Linked DNA regions of Homo sapiens: region 1 is linked to region 2. Evidence: read pairs that join two places in POLR2A ChIA-PET (ENCODE). Cell type or tissue: Panc1. All regions are shown on one strand.

What was found. ChIA-PET counts read pairs that join two places held together with the same protein. Peaks named below come from ENCODE experiments on the same cell type or tissue, not always from the same donor. Only the 100,000 strongest peaks of a DNase experiment are listed, where the experiment ranks them.
Region 1: POLR2A ChIA-PET joins it to region 2 with 12 read pairs; 2 of 35 experiments call an interaction of 5 or more read pairs at or near these places.

What each region holds. Positions count from the first base shown.
Region 1 is chr2:235,609,115-235,617,114 of GRCh38, forward strand. The region is part of intron 1 of AGAP1 (ArfGAP with GTPase domain, ankyrin repeat and PH domain 1); the gene reads left to right. Among named protein-coding and RNA genes, the nearest start is that of TNRC17, 95 kb to the left of the region's middle. In Panc1, no CTCF peak of the experiment used is centred here; no DNase peak of the experiment used is centred here.
Region 2 is chr2:234,965,097-234,973,096 of GRCh38, forward strand. The region is part of intron 1 of SH3BP4 (SH3 domain binding protein 4); the gene reads left to right. Among named protein-coding and RNA genes, the nearest start is that of SH3BP4, 17 kb to the left of the region's middle. RefSeq lists an enhancer at 1-281. In Panc1, no CTCF peak of the experiment used is centred here; no DNase peak of the experiment used is centred here; H3K4me3 peaks cover 3,623 bases; H3K27ac peaks cover 7,804 bases.

The DNA of each region.
Region 1 (8,000 bases), 640 kb after region 2:
TTTGTTTCCTTCTTGCCTTATTTTTGGCAGTTTTCTTTCTTGATGGTGGGGAGGGTTTGTGACCAGGTCCTAGTGAGGCAGCTTTCTGAGCACTTTTTCTTGATCACTGATGATGACCGTAAACAAGCTGTGGGAACATAAGGAAAAGCAGATGTGGCCACTGGTGCTTGGAAGAGAACACAATGAAATTGAGTCCCTAGCAGGAGAAGTCCCTGTTAAAATGGCCAGAGGACATGGGGACATGGGGCAGGGAGAGCTTCAGAATGAGCGGGAAGCCTCCACAACAGGTGGAGAAAATAGCAAGGGCTGCTGGGCACGATCATTCGAGATTCCAAGAGGTAAGAACTGGGGGCTGGGCTGTGGAAGAAGTGCGAGAGGGAGTGGGGAAGGCAGGCTGGGCGTGCTGTGGTTATAGGCAGCCTACATGTCTTGAGTTTTCAGTAGAGAAGGCCTGCTCCTCACTTTGACCCCGGACCTGCATGCGCGCTGAGGATGGCAGAGGGGCTCCTGCCTGTCTCAGTGCTCTGGGGTCCCGTGCTGAGGGAGCATCCTTATGGTAAACGTCCCTGGTTCTGTACCGGAGGAACAGGAGCTCTGGAGGTCTTCTGTTTGCTGTTGTATGCTGTGGCTCAGAAGTTATGTGGCCACTTTCACTCCCAACTCACAGGCCAGAAAGTGTAGTGGGAGGCTGTGGGCATATTTGGCGCTTGGCAGGATTGAAGGCGCAACTCTTGGCTTCGTGTTTCAGAGGTTGGTAAATGGAGTCTTGCTCGCCAGGTGCATGAGGTGAAGTCACTGGGCTGGGTGCAGGGAGTGAGTGGCCAACCACCTGAGAATACCTGGTGTTTCCTTCCTCAGGGACGGTTTGGCACTGGGCAACAGCTCCATTTAGCTAGGGTAGGATAATGGTAAAGTTGCCAGCAGCAATGCTTTTCCTGCATTTGCCCCAACTCTGTGCAGGGCCAGCACTTTTAGCTCCTAGTCACAGATATGGTGACAGGCTTGTCTCCACCATTGGAGTAAGCTCCAGCCCAGCTCCTGGCTTCTGATCTGTGTTGACTGCTACCCGATAGAGCCACAGTCATCCTGTGTGCCTGCTTGAGTCTGCACCGAACATGGCTCTAGCTTCTTCGTTGGCCAGACAGGATCTGCTGTATCCTTATGATACCTCGTCATCTTGGAGTCCACCGTGCACTTGTCCGCTTGGGCTGCCATAACAAAATACCAGACGCTGGGTGCCTTAAACCACAGAAATGCATTTTCTCACAGTTCTAGAGGCTGGAAGTCCAAGATCAGGGTGCTGGCATGGTTGGACTCTGGAGAGACTCTTGTCCTGACTTCTAGATGTCTGCCTTCTTGCTATCCTCACGTGGTGCAGAGCATGCCAGCTCTCTGCTGTCTCTTTTTCTAAGGGTGCTAATTCCATCATGAGGGCCCCATCCTTATGACCTTGTCCAACCCTAATTACCTTCCAAAGATCCCACCTCAGATACCATCGCATTGGGGGTTGAGCTTTAAATACAAATTTCAGGAGAGCTCAATACAGCCCATAGCACAGCGCTTCCGCACACATCCACATTGCAGACCCGCCATCCTCAAACGCACTGTGCTCCCGTGAGCTCCCTGCCCTGGAGTGGAAACCCTGGGCTGGGGAGGAGGTGCGCTAAGACTGGGCCACAGGTGTGCTCTGGTTCAGAAAACTCTTGCAGGTCCTACTTCCTGCCTTGACACCACCCCCTGCCCACAGCCTTCTCATTCTTGTCCTGTAGCCCAGTTTCGTTTCACCTGTCCTCTGCCTGTAATCCTTTTCAGCCCCTCTGAAGAGCGGCCCAGTAGGATGGTTGACTGACGTTAGCTTGGCTTTCTTCCTAAGGCACCGTCTTCCTCATTGAAACTGTGCCCATGACCTCCGGAAGCCTGCCAGCCGCCTGCCTGCAACCCCATAGCCGAGTCAGCTCCCTGGATGGGCTAGTGTGTTGACCTTCCACTGCCCCGAGGGGAGGACTCTGCCCTACTGGATCCTCCACCTCTCACTTCATTTTGCCAGTTGAAATGTTCCCCTGCCTAGTGTAGGGACTGCCACTTCATGCTGTCTTGCCAGAGCACCTTCCCAGGCAGCTGCAAAGGTGGTCTTGGTTTGACTCCCTTGTGGCCCACACAACACTTTCGTTGGAGATGAAGAGTCTCCCTTTCAGACTGCAAGCCCCTTGAGGTCAGGATGCTGCAACGAATATAATAGAAAATGATGTTAATATTCAAGGTCATGGCCATCCTCAATGCAGCCTTCATATTTTCATAATGAATAGTTATTGTGAAGGAGCTGATTTTTGGAGGAGTGGTTTGTCTGCAGTTGCACACATCTGTGATAACATGGGGTGGGTGGTTCTGATTCCTGTTTTGAGGTGGTGATTTATGATGCCTGTGTACTTCCCTGTGGTGCCCAGGCCTGCAGATTACAGACGCTGTGTAATTAGAGAATCCCTCTCCACATGTGTTCTCTGAACAGGGAGCCCAGGGAGGCTTGGATCTTTAGATTGATAAGCAGGATAGTAAACCAGTTGTGAGGAACATTGTATAGAGAAAAAACAACCTTGAGTTTCTGTTGAAATCTAGATTTGGTATAACTGTCTTCATTTCTTTAAAGAGCATTCATCAATGATATTAATGATTTTCATTTCCTACCTTTGTAGTTTTCATATAAATTAGATTTACATAGGAGACAAAGAAATCCTTCCCTCCCTGTTCCAGTTGTGGAACATATGGTCACCGTTCTGTGACTGGGAGCATTGCTGTTTGGCATGCTTGTGGGCACGGTTTAAGGGTTGAGACCACATCCTAGGTGGCGGTCACAAACCCGGCCCAGCGGCCTCCCTGCTAGGCAGTCCTCCATCAATACTGATGTTAATAATTATGTAAAATCATTCCTGTCCGCAGCCTAGAGTCTCACTGGAGAACAATCAGACATGCTTTATTTTCTACTTGTAATCGTAATCTGAGTGCAATTTCAGGACTTTGTTTTCCAGATGGCTTATTGTTTCACACGTTTTCTTTTCTCAGTGAAGCCCAGGTAACCTGCTGCTTGGGTGTACGCTGGGCGGGTTCGCAGTGCTGGAAGAGAGAGTGGACAGATTTTACACCAGCACCTTTCATCTCAGGGGTGCTTGTGAATTGATTGCACCCCTCCTGTGGCGTGGAGGCGGTGCCTGGTTAAAGTGGGGCTCAGATGCCCCTTGGTTGCATTTAATGTGTGTGCATAATCAGAGGGCAAGGACAGCAGTAAATAATTTATGTCAGCTGGAGCCCTTGGCCCTGGTAATGAGATCTCAGGGGCAGCGCCTAGAGTGCTGGGCCCTTCCAGATGATCTATGAATTGGTCTTTGCCTTTGTACTTATTCAAACTGACAAATACTTACTTAATAGCTGATTGTATTCAGGTGCTAAGGGAAAAGAACGTGACTGTGTGGGGGTCTCCCTGACTCCTTAGAACCTGCAAATGCATGAAACTCATGTTAAGAACAGTTGTGGTTCACGTGTACCAAACTTGGGAAATCCTGACCAGCGCATCCAGGGTTGCTTGGGCACAGTGGTCCTTTTGCATGGGGTGGCCGGCCAGGTGTGCTGAGTGCCACCTGGGCTTGCATGCCGGACGCATACCTGGCACCTGCTTCCAGGTTGGCCTGCCAGCCGATGTTGTGATCTTGTGGAGGGAATGACCCCACGTCTCTGGATTCTGGCTTCTGCTTCCAGTGAGACTCCGCCCAGGTTATGTTTGTGGCCTTTTATCTCTCCAATGTGAGGCATCTCTGATGATGCCTAAGGATGTCCTTCTAATTTGGAGTTAACCTCTCTTTCCCAGGTGAGGTTAGCAAATACGTATAGATTGTAACAAGAGAATTTTGCATTTCAGTTTTGTTTTTTTTTTTTTTTTGAGATGGAGCTCACGCTGTCGCCCAGGCTGGATAGAGTGCAGTGGTACGATCTCGGCTCAGTGTAACCTCTGCCTCCTGAGTAGCTGGGATTACAGGCAGGCACCACCATGCCCAGCTAATTTTTGTATTTTTAGTAGAGACTGGATTTCGCCATTTTGGCCAGGCTGGTCTTGAACTCCTGGCCTCAAGTCATCTGCCTGCCTCGGCTTCCAAAAGTGCTGGGATTACAGGCCTGTGCCACTGCACCCGGCCACATTTAATATTATTTACCTGAGATTTTTGAGGCAAGCAGCCCTGGGGATGTAAGCACCTTTTAATTTGGCAGCTTATTTGATAAGCAAATGGGTTCTATCTTAAAATCCAAAGTTGTTTACACTTAATGCATATTTTGAGAGCTGTTACCCAAACCTTTTTCCTTCCTTCAATGAGAAGACTTATATCTTTTTGAGCAGAAACTGTGGATTCAGAAACCAACAGAACTCTTCATTCTCCTTAAGGAGATAGAGGCCAGGGAAAGTGTTTTTAGGTAAATAATAACGCCTTCTTGCCTCTCTCCCTTTATCTCCCCATTCTCCCTGAAAAAACTACAAGAAATGGTAAGGAAGAGAATAAAAGAGGAAAATAAATCACAGATAACTAGAACCACTTTATTGCTATTATTCCAGGTGATCTACTGATAAATTAAAAGAAAGATGAATATAAGCTGGTAATTACTTTAAAATATTCCTTTGTGAATGTGCCTAATTGGCGCGGGCCTCCCTGTAGAATGAGGCTCCTCCTGCAGTTCGAGGAGAGGCTGTAATTAACAGTGAATTAGCATATAGTGGCGCCGTGTGGCCCGCAGGGTGGCCTTGTCCATCTGCTGTGTAGGGGACTTAGGTGACACCTGGCTAGTGGTAGTCTGCAAGAACCCTTTGTTAATGGGAATATTGTGCATGAGTCAGAATTCAGAATCTTTGGTATGGTTTTTTTTTTTTCCCCCTTTTGTGTGTTTTGGCCAAATACTCAAAAGCACTAAGTTTTCTTGCGTGGTATCTGTTCATATATTGATTCACCAAATATTGATTGTACATCTGCGAATGTGCTAGATACCCTACTGGTGCTGGTGAGCAGAAACAGGCAAGGTCTTTGGCCTCAGGGGGTCCTTGGAGTCTAGAAGGGATGGTGACATTGGCCAGAGTCACCCCATAATCATACAGTTAGCAGTGTGGCCAGCGTCACTTAAAGCGGGGAGGTGGCTGGTGCTGGAGCGTGTATAACAAAAGTGGGATCCGGAAAGGGCTGCTGGCGAGTGGGAGTTTTCTAGGGAGCCGCTGCTCTTGCTTCAGGTCTCAGATGGCATAGGAGTGTGTGTCATCCCAGAGGAGCAGCAGCAAACGGCCTGTGATGGGCTGGATGTATTTGGGGAGGGAAGAAGGCAGTTGTAGCTCAAGGGAGAGAAAAGGCAAGGAGAAACATGGCGAGGGGTGGGGGCTTTGCTCTTTAGCCCGTGAGCAGTGGAAAGTCATTGAATGCTGTCTGGTGTAAAATCTGTTAGCAGTTTCACTTCCATCTGGAGCACCCAGGCCTGCAGGAGTGTGGGTTGGCTCTCTACCCCCGTTGCAGATTGGCTTGTGGTTTGGGGTGTGCCAGGCTCAGGGGCAGGGCCCTTTTTCCACACGCTTAGGGAAGATACGAGACTGGCTAACTCAGTATTCACCGTGAATTCTTTTGTGGGAAATAGAACACAGCGTTGGGTACCAAGAGGGTGCTGTCTTTTCCTGTTTTCTTGGCCTCCTAGGGAATCAGTTTGATTCTGTGGCTATTAAATTAATGGTTTAGCTGAGATGTTTTCTCTACTCAGGGCCCAATGCCGTATGTGATATTTTACAACAAATTTGGTTCACTGGGGCCGACTTGAAAATAGTCAAAGTCCAAGTAAACTTCTGCCTGTGTGTGGTGCGCTCAAATAAAGGAGGCTGTTCAAGGTGAGTGGTTTTCCTGGCGGTGTGGTTTTTTAAAATTTCTAATAAAATGCAAATGATTACAGCCCCTTCCATGAAGAGTGCAAGTACGCCTGACTCCTCCGCGCAGGGAATGAGCAGCCTCTGCTCCTTCATTTGATTGCTATGACAACCCACAGAGGTGGGTGTTGTCACTTCCACTGCCAGCCAGCTTGCACGGTCCAGGGACGTCCCCACCCTCGGTTGGGTTGTCCAGGGTCACATGGTTGGGAGTCAGAACCAGACTTCAAAGGGCATGTGACTACAGCATCCATCCTCCCTGCTCTGCCTCGCACTGCCTTCTAATGGGTCCCACTGAGGAGCTTGCCAGTATTGTTACAATTGGAGTGATCTCATATGACCAAAAGTTGGAATGATCCCATTCTTTACTCACAGCCTGAGCTATTTTTTTTCAAAGCATTATCTCTCTACTGTTTGTAGGCAGAGAATTTATTAAATCTTGCCTAAATTTATCCGTAAGCATGGATCAAATGCACATTTGGCATGATTCTCATCTCTGAGCCATTGCAACCTATTTTTTAATGCCAAGAGAAAGTATTTTAAGGAAGTGGGGTCAGCTTTCCTCTGCTCCCCTGACTTCACAGGATAGCTATGCATTTTGCCTCTTGGGGAGCTGGGTTATTGTGAAACTAGGTCAAATTATTGTTTTTTCTCTTTATGCTCATAGCCATTCCAAAGACAGAATCCTTTCCTCAAAAAATGAATTTTTGAGTGTTCCTATATTCTTGGGGATGAACTTCAAGGGCAGAAAATAAATGAAAGGGGATTACTTTGACAGCATCTGAACAACAGAACACCTTCTGAACAGCACAAACACTTGTAGCAAAATTAAAAGACCAACAAAAATATGTATTACATATAGAGCATTGTCTTCTATATGTAAAGAGTTCTTATAAAACAATAAGAAAAATATTTCCTAACTAAAGGAAATGGACACAAAATTCATAAAAGAAGAAACAAAGGAGCAATTAAGATATAAATATATTTGGCTTTGTTGATTAAAGAGTAACAATTAAAATGACAGGTGACTTCTGGGCCGGATGCAGTGGCTCAAGCCTGTAATCCTAGCACTTTGGGAGGTAGAGGCAGGCATATCACAAGGTGAAGAGATCAAGACCATCCTGGCCAACATGGTGAAACCCTATCTCTACTAAAAATACAGAAATTAGCTGGGTGTGGTGACGTGCACCTGTAGTCCCAGCTACTGGGGAGGCTGAGGCAGGAGAATCACTTGAACCCAGGAGGCGGAGGTTGCAGTGAGCCAAGAGTGCGCCACTCTACTCCAGCCTGGTGACAGAGTGAGACTCCATCTCAAAAAAAAAAAAAAGGTGACCTCTTTCTTTTCATCTGGTTAAGTTCAGTGTTAAAAACAAAGGCCCAGTGTTGGTGAAGGTGATGGAAAATAGTTCCCCTTTTACATTTTAGTGGGAAAAATGTAAATTGAGATAGCCATCTGGAGAGAAATTTGTCAAACAGTAATAAAAACCCTAACAATGTATTTGACCTCTGACCTGGCAATTTCATTTCTGCCTATCTTCTTTTAACCCTAGATTGATTAAACTCGTTAAATAAAACACATTTGTGGGTATAGAAAACTTCATAGGTTTCTGGCTTCCTGCCCCACCTGTGGTTTCATTCTGCCCAGTTGTGTTCAACTTGAAAACGCTTGGTGCCTAGCACAGAGTAGACCCTTAATAAATGTTTCTGTCCTGAACAGATTTAAAAACAAATAGTGAAAACAAAATTCTGAACGTATGATTTTAAAAATCATTTTGTAGCCTAACACTTAGGAAACGTACTTTTTTGTTGCTTCGCTGAAGTGAGGAGGGGTGTATCTTGTAATTTTTAAATGCCATTATTAACTTCCCTAGGGATGCTTGTAAAATGAACAAACGTGCATCTTTAAATTTTTTTTATTTTTTTTTTTTAAGCTTGGAAAGAGTTGAAAAGTCAAAGTCACATCAGCTCTCTAGGGATTGGGCTGGGCTCACATTTTATGAATTTGCTGTAAAGAAGGGAAACATTTGCTTTCACTTTTGGCATGCTGAAGTGGCTTTACCAGGGAATT
Region 2 (8,000 bases):
TACTTTTATTACCCAAAACAACACTTCAGAAACTAAGCTGACGGTTGAATCATTGAAGGAGTCACAGCATTCTTTCATCCCAGAGAGAAAAAAGGTAATGAAGAAGAGGAGACTGTCCAGTGAAAACCACATGAGAGGCACCCAGCATCAATGCACCTCTCTCTGGTCAGCTGAGTCCTTGAACTCCTCGGCAGTTCCCCCTCAGGGAAGGTCAGCGGACAGGCTGTGTCCTGGCTTTAATTGTCAGTTTCTGAAACTCACCAGGCTGGGTAGTCAGACTTCTGACAGCCACTGTCTCTGCACCCCCGTGAGCTGCTGAGTTTACTGGCCATCCAGAGAGACTTCTGTGTTGAACCCACATTAACCTGGCTAATCCCATCTCTTCTGTGAAAACTTGAATACAACCTTTTGCAATAGGAAAACCGGCTGTCCTCAACTGGCTCAGAGGAAAACCATTAGCTTTTCAAGGTGAAAAGGAAATAGTGAAAAGCTGGGAGATGATGTCATAAACACTGATTTTTTTGTCATTAGTCAAATTGTCTAGAAATTGGCTGCTTGCTAAATTGGGAGTGGGATCGTTATTCTGGGAAGATGGGGGTTTTTTTCATGCTCAAGAAGATGGGTAAAATGGCAGTGATTTCCACAGCGAACCTGTGTTGGAGGGCTGCGACTAACAGGTGAGTAACATTCGGGACAAAATTCTGATTTACTGCTCAGCCGATGATTGCCAACTAGGCATGATGGGAAAAACTTGCGCTTGTGTGACTTCGAATGTCAGGTTGTTTGTGGTTGTCCTCTTGTGCTACTAGGATTTGCAAATAGGCAATGCAGTAGAGCTCGCAAATGGGGTCTGGAAGGGAATGTACAAAAATAACAATTGTTGTTTGGGTTGAGATTTGGCCTGGCGAGGTTGAGGATGGTCATCTCCTGCTCACTACACCTGACCCCTCCCGTTGTCTTTAAGGAAACAAAGTAAACTTCGGGAGAAAGAGGAGAAAGAGGCTGGGCACGGTGGCTCACACCTGTAATCCCAACACTTTGGGAGGCCGAGGCAGGTGGATCACTTGAGGTCAAGAGTTCCAGACCAGCCTGGCCAACATGGTGAATCCCCATCTTTACTAAAAATACAAAATTAACCAGGCCTGGCCTGTAATCCCAGCTACTTGGGAGGCTAAGGCAGGAGAATCGCTTGAGCCCAGGAGGTCGAAGTTGCAGTGAGCCGAGATTGCGCCATTGCACTCCAGCCTGGGCAACCAGAGCGAAACTCGGTTTAAAAAAATGATAATTAAAAAAAGAGGAGGAAGGGAGGTGGTGGCTAAAATTTGTAGAGCAGCTACAGGCAGTCACTGTACTAGGTTATTTCACTTTCTTAATCCTCAGGAAAACTCAGTGGAGTAAATGGTTTTGTTTCCATTTTATGATGAAACTAAAGCCAAGAGGATAATTAATGTGTCCGTGAACATAGCAAGTATCTGAAATACCACGCAGTAAATCTTGTGTGTGGCACTTAGGTCTGGATATTAACCGAGGGGAATTGGAGACACAAGGCACCGGCATGTTGATTTTAATTTTCTGCAAACTCTATTTCACATTCTGCATTTGAGGATGCCTGTGACTTGGACATCATTTTGACTCTCTAATATTCCTTTGAATTATAAGGGTCTTTTGAAACTTTGGAAATAGTTATTTTCATTGGCGGCAAATGGACCTGGTGTCAAACTAATGTGAACGTTGCCTGTCTGGCAGAAAATGTAAAAAAAGCTTTGCTTAATTAAGGTAACATTATTCTTGATAGTAGAAATATTAAAAATACATAATCCTACTTCGCTAACTAATCACATTTATGTATTCCCTCTTTCTGATTCTTGTTTGGTGTTCATGCATAACACATATATTGTGCTTATAGTAATAATAGTAATAGAATAGGGCTGCATGCCATCCTGTGTTTTCAGCGCTTTACAACCTTACAACCATAGGAGGGGAGGGACTCTTACTGTCTCTGTTTAACAGATCGGGAAACTGAGGAACCATGGGGTTTAGGGACTTGTGTGAGCTGGGAAGTGCAGAAGCCAGGAGTTAAGTCCAGGCTGTCTCAACCATGATACTGTTCTCCCCTACACGGGGGGCCAGGTCTCAATTCCAGGGTGAACAAGGTGCTTAACCGGGACCAGACTGGGGAGCAGGATGGGGCTGTGTTGTGGGAGGTAGGGAACCTGAGGTCGCAGATGACGTGTGAGGGTGGGCGGGAGGTTGCCAGGTGGGTAATCAGGAGGATGAGTTCAGACCTACAGCAGGAGCACTCCTTGGAGGATGAGGGGAAGGCCCTAACACCAAGAGGGTGTGGAGCTGCGGTCTCACCACTACACCCTGACACGTGGGCTCTCCATCTTCCCTGCCTGCTTGGAGTCTCCTGCAGCAGTCCTCGACCTTCCAGCCCTGCAGCTTCTGCAGCAGCCTTGCACTTCCCTAAGTGGTATTGGAGCTGCGCTCATTGCAATAAGGAATTATTCTCATGGCTCCATATCCGCGTCAGGTTACCTCCTTCCCGTGCCTCCCTGGCTCCCTGGGTTCTTGGTTCTTGGTGCTCACCTCTGCACAGACAGGTGTCACTGAAGCCCCTCACCCAGTGACCCAGTGATGCTGAGTCCCGCTTTGGGAGGTGTGGCACAGGGGCAGCCACAGTGGACCCTTGGTGGAGAGGATCAGAGCCAGGATCCCTGCCACCCTGAGTGGCGGATGCTGCAGAGACAACTCTTTATACCTGAGAAGCTTGCCCTCAGGTATCTGTACTTTGTGGGGCTTCTCTGATTGGCCATTGTGTGTTCATCTAAGAGTTAGTGCAGGACCGGAAGCTCCCACCCAGATGGTGAAGGCACCTGCTGGGTTTCCTGCCACCTGTGGAGAAGCCCGCTCCTTCCCTTGCTCAGGTGAGGGCGACCACACCCAGGTCCACCTGGTTCCACCAACCAGTCCGTAGCTGATGGAATGAAGGGAGCAGCTGGGCTGTAGCCAGGTAGTTAGGGATCTGGTCAGCTCGGTGGTAGCAATGATAATAGATGGAGTGTTCTAGGTTTTCCCCTTTGGAAATCTGAACTCTATTCAGGGAATATTTGTTAGTAGCAACATCAGTAGACTTATGAGGTGGGGACTGGGGGCTTGTGTTTCCATGAGGGGTTGCAGAAACACGGCCACCTGATGCCCAGTGAGTTTGTAGAACCGGATGGACCTTGGGGTGTTCTCCGTGTACCTTCTAAGGAGTCTTTAACTCAACAGAGTTGTTCTTTTTTTTTTTTTTTTTTCAAGTTGTTTACTCTTATTTTCTAGTTACCCTCTAGAATTATTGCATTGGGGCCAGGTGGTGTCTAGTACAGTTTTTTACTTTGGAGAATTTATTGAAATTTTCTTTGGCTGAGAATGCCTTCAGTGTTTGTGGTTATTCCTTGGATACTTGCAAATCGATTGTATTTTCTCTGGGACACGGGGTTTCAGATAGATCAGTTAAATGAAGCTTGATTATATCGTATTTCACGTCGCATGCCATGTGTCTTGTCTGTTGGACTGTCAGGTCTCAAGAGACGGGCTTGGGTTTCCCTGTGTGGCTGCTGCCTTGCCCCTTCCCCGATCCACACTCACGGCTTTTACCATATGTTTTAGTCGTTCTTTCGGCATAATTGGATGTTTCCGTTGCTTTGCAATTTTACCAGTAGAGAAATCCTGTGTGTGTGTATTTCATACTTTTCCTGATACCCTTTTATTGCCTCCCTTTCTAGGTCATTTCATTGTGGTTTTATTTTATGCAAACAGTGTGCAAGTGATTCTTTCTGCCAGTTTTCATATTTGGTGTTGTAACTCACACAGTTGATCACTGCCCTCTTCTTTGAAGATGCTGTCTTCTAGAGCTCTTTCTTCCTTTATGATTTGGAAGCGAGACCAGCCACCCTGGTTCCAGGCGACTTTGCTGTTAGCTTTAGAAAGGAGAGCATTCAAGCTAGTCTCAGCCCAGGGCTACTTCCCCCAGGGCGCCTCTTCCCCGTAGCCACAGGGGAGCTTTCATTTGAGAGGTTCTAATTTTGTGTTGTTGAAGTTGCCAGTCTTGTTAGGCAGACTGACAGCTTAGGCTATCTCACTTATTGGCTTTTTGCAGAATTTTGTGGGTGGTTTTGGTTTTGTACGTTCGGTGCTCTGATCTGCGGGTGGCTTTGGGGAACGGTAGAGTCTGGGTCTATGCTCCTTCCTCATGGTCAAGTCCCCTCCCCTGAAGTTTGGAAGTTGCATGTCATCACGTGCAGCCCTGGGACGTCCCAGTGTGTGCTGGCTCTGAGTAGGTGGCTCTGTGACCCTGGCCTCTGACTGGGAGGCCACCCTTGTTCCTCCTGCCCATTCATTCGTTGATTCTCTCAGCAGACACGCACAGGCTGCCTTCAGCGCCAGTTGTCGCCTTCCAGCTATTCCAAGGACTGAAAACACAGATCTGATCGTGCCTCTTCCTGGCCTGCAGACTTCCAAGGGCTTCGTGGTTGTACAGAATAAGCCTCCGCTTTTCCACACAGCACACGGAGCCTGGCAGGCTGGACTTGGAGGGTTTTATCCCGAGCCTGCTCCTGCCCTGCCTCCTCTGGTGGGCCCCTAGGATGCCTGTGGGTCCTCTCAGGGAAGCATGTGTGTACCCCAGCCTTTCCCTTACTGCCTCTGCCCAGTGGGACCTTCCTTCTCAGCTTTCAGGCTGAGACGCGTGCTTGCGCGCACACACACACCCCCTCTTTCTCTGTCTCTCTCACACACTCTCGCTGTCTCTCACACACACACTTACACACACTCTGTCACACACACACATTTGCATACACACACACTCCCTGTCTCTCACACACACACACTCTCACACACACTCCCACATACACACACTCGCTGTCTCACACACACACACTGTCACACACTCACAAATACACTTACTCACACACACTCATACACACACTCACACTGTCACTCACACACACTCACAAATACACTCACTCACACACACTCTCACACTCTTACACACACACTCTCACACTCACTCACACTCCCCCTTTGTTTCTAGAGCGCTTCTGCTTTAGTTGTAGCCGTATTGGTCAGAACTCAAAACATTTGGGAACGCTGATGCCGAAGGACTGGCCGGATGGAATCTTAAATGTAGAGAAGCCTTAACCCCTCTGTAAACCTTGGCGGGACTTCTCCTTTGTGCATCAGAATCAACTGTGAAGGTTAAAGATACTGCTCAGGTCCTTCCCCTAGAGATTCCATTGGCCTGGAACTGGGACCTCTGGCTTTTTAATTTTAAAAGCATCCTAGGTGACTCGATAGGCCCAACTGGGATTGAAAATGAGCAGTTTAGACAGTTACCTCCTTTGGAATACGTGTCTTGAGTGGTATCATTTCTGAGATCATGGTTTTACAAAACTTCGGGTGTGCATAACTCTTTTTATTGTAGGAATAATAAAAGCCTTTGTAGTCATTCCAAACATTACAGACACATAGAAAGTGAACAGTGAGTCACCCTCCTTTCCTGGAGCGCCTTCCCTCGGGGCGCCCGCCTTGCATTCCGCCGCTAATTCCAGCTAATTGGGGTGCACTCTTCAGCTGACTTCTGTTGCGTAGGTTTCCATGTCTGTATTCCCAGATGGGATTTATGTGTCGTTTTCTTTTTTGTTTATTAGCGCTGGGGATCAGGATCACTTTTTGCCTCGTAAAAGCAATTGGAGAGAGGGTTGACTTTTTTTTTTTAACTGCGTTGGAATTGTTCTGTAGGTTATCACGCCCAGATTGAAAGAAGGTAGATGTGGGGATGGCTGCAGCGTGAGTTACCGGACACAAATTTCTTCAGAGACTACATGAAGACAACAAAATAGGCTACTCATTATGGCCTTCCCCCACTGCCTTTAAAAAAATTCTAAAATTGTGGTAAAAGACATAATATAAATGTTATCATCCTAACCATCTGGAGCATACAGTTCAGTTGCCTTAGTGTTGTACAGCAGAATCTTCACACCTTTTTCATCTTGCAGAATGAAAATTCTGTACCCGTTTCCTCCTCCCCCAGCTCTTGGCACCCACCATTCCACTTTCTGTTGCTATGAATTTGATTACTACAGGTACCTCACGTAGGTGGAATCATACAATATTTGTCTTTTTGTGATTGGCATATTTCACTTAGCATAGTGTCTTCAAGGTTCATCCATGCTGTGGCCTATCATGTTACAGTTGAAGGCTGCATAATATTCCATTATATGTATATGTTATATTTTATTTATCCATTCATCTGTCCATGGACATTTGAGTTGTACCTCGTGGCTATTGCGAATAATGCTGCTGTGAACCTGGGTGTGCAGATATCTCTTTGAGACCCTGCTCTCAGCTCTTTTGGGTATATTCCCAGAGGTGGAATTGCTGGATTATATGGTAATTCTATTTTTAATTTTTTGAGGCACTTCCATATTGTTTTCCTTAGCAGTCACTCCATTTGGCATTTCCGTCGACAGTGTACAAGGGTTCCGGTTCCTTCACATCCTCACCAGCGTTTGTTATTTTCTGGTTTTTTGACAGTAGCTGTCTCAGCAGGTGTGTGGTGGTCTCCCACAGTGTTTTTGATTTGCATCTCTCTGATGACTCATGATGTTGGCCAGCTTCCCTTCTTTAAACTGCATTTATTAACTTAAATTTTCTGTAAAGTTTTCCTTTTTCTTTTTTTCTTTTCTTTTTTTTTGAGACGGAGTCTTGCTCTGTCGCTAGGCTGGAGTGCAATGGCGTGATTTTGGCTCACTGCAACCTCTGCCTCCCAGGTTCAAGCGATTCTCCTGCCTCCGCCTCCAGAGTAGCTGAGACTACAGGCGTGTGCCACCATGCCCAGCTAATTTTTGTATTTTTAGTAGAGACGGGGTTTCACCATGTTGGCCAGGATGGTCTCCATCTCTTGACCTCATGATCCACCCGTCTCAGCCTCCCAAAGTGCTGGGATTACAGGTGTGAGCCACCGTGCCCGGCCTTTTTTTTTTTTGTTTTTTGTTTTTTTTTTGTTTTGAGACAGTGTCTCAATCTGTCGCCCAGGCTGGAGGGCAGTGGCGCCATCTTGGCTCACTGCAACCTCTGCCTCCTGGGTTCAAGTGATTCTCATGCCTCAGCCTCCTGAGTAGCTGGGATTATAGGCACGCACCACCATGCCCGGCTAATTTTTGTATTTTTTTAGTAGAGACAGGGCTTTACCATGTGGCCAGGTTGGTCTCGGACTCCTGACCTCAGGTAATCCACCTGCCTAGGCTTCCCAAAGTGCTGGGAAGCATGGTGGCTCATACCTGTAATCCCTTCAGTTTTTTTGTATTTTTTCTTTTTTTGGTAGAGATGGAGGAGGGAGGAGGGAAGCTGAGGCAGGAGGATCGCTTGAGCCCATCAGTCTGAGACCAGCATGGGCAACATAGTGAAACCCTGTCTCTACAAAAAAATACAAAAAATTAGCTGGGCATGGTGGCATGTACCTGTAGTCCCAGCTACTGGGAAGACTGAGGCAGGAGGATGGCTGAGCCCAGGAGGTCAAGCCTGCAGTGAGCTGTGATCATGCTGCTGCACTCCAGCCTGGGTACAGAGCAAGACCTTGTTAAAAAAAAATAAATAAAGCTCAAGTGAATTGTTTTAGATAGTGTGTGTTTTCTTTCATTGCACGTTTGCTTGGGGAGCTTATTTCTGAACAGACTGCAGAGAGAAGTTCCTTCCGTAAAAAGTGGGAACAAGCCTTTTTCCCGGCTTCACTCTTCCAAAGCCACCTTTACCTTTGCAGATTGTTGAGAGTGAATGTAGTTGAAGTAGGTTGTGTTGAAAAACACGTGCAGAACACAGACATCACCGCAGACCTGAGGGCTGAGACTCAAGCCTCCTGGTGACTCTAAAGTATGGCCAGCCATTGTCCTTTTGTCTGTTGGTGAGTTACATGTGTATCATAGAAGATGTAGAAAATAGAGCCTCGGAAAGAAATT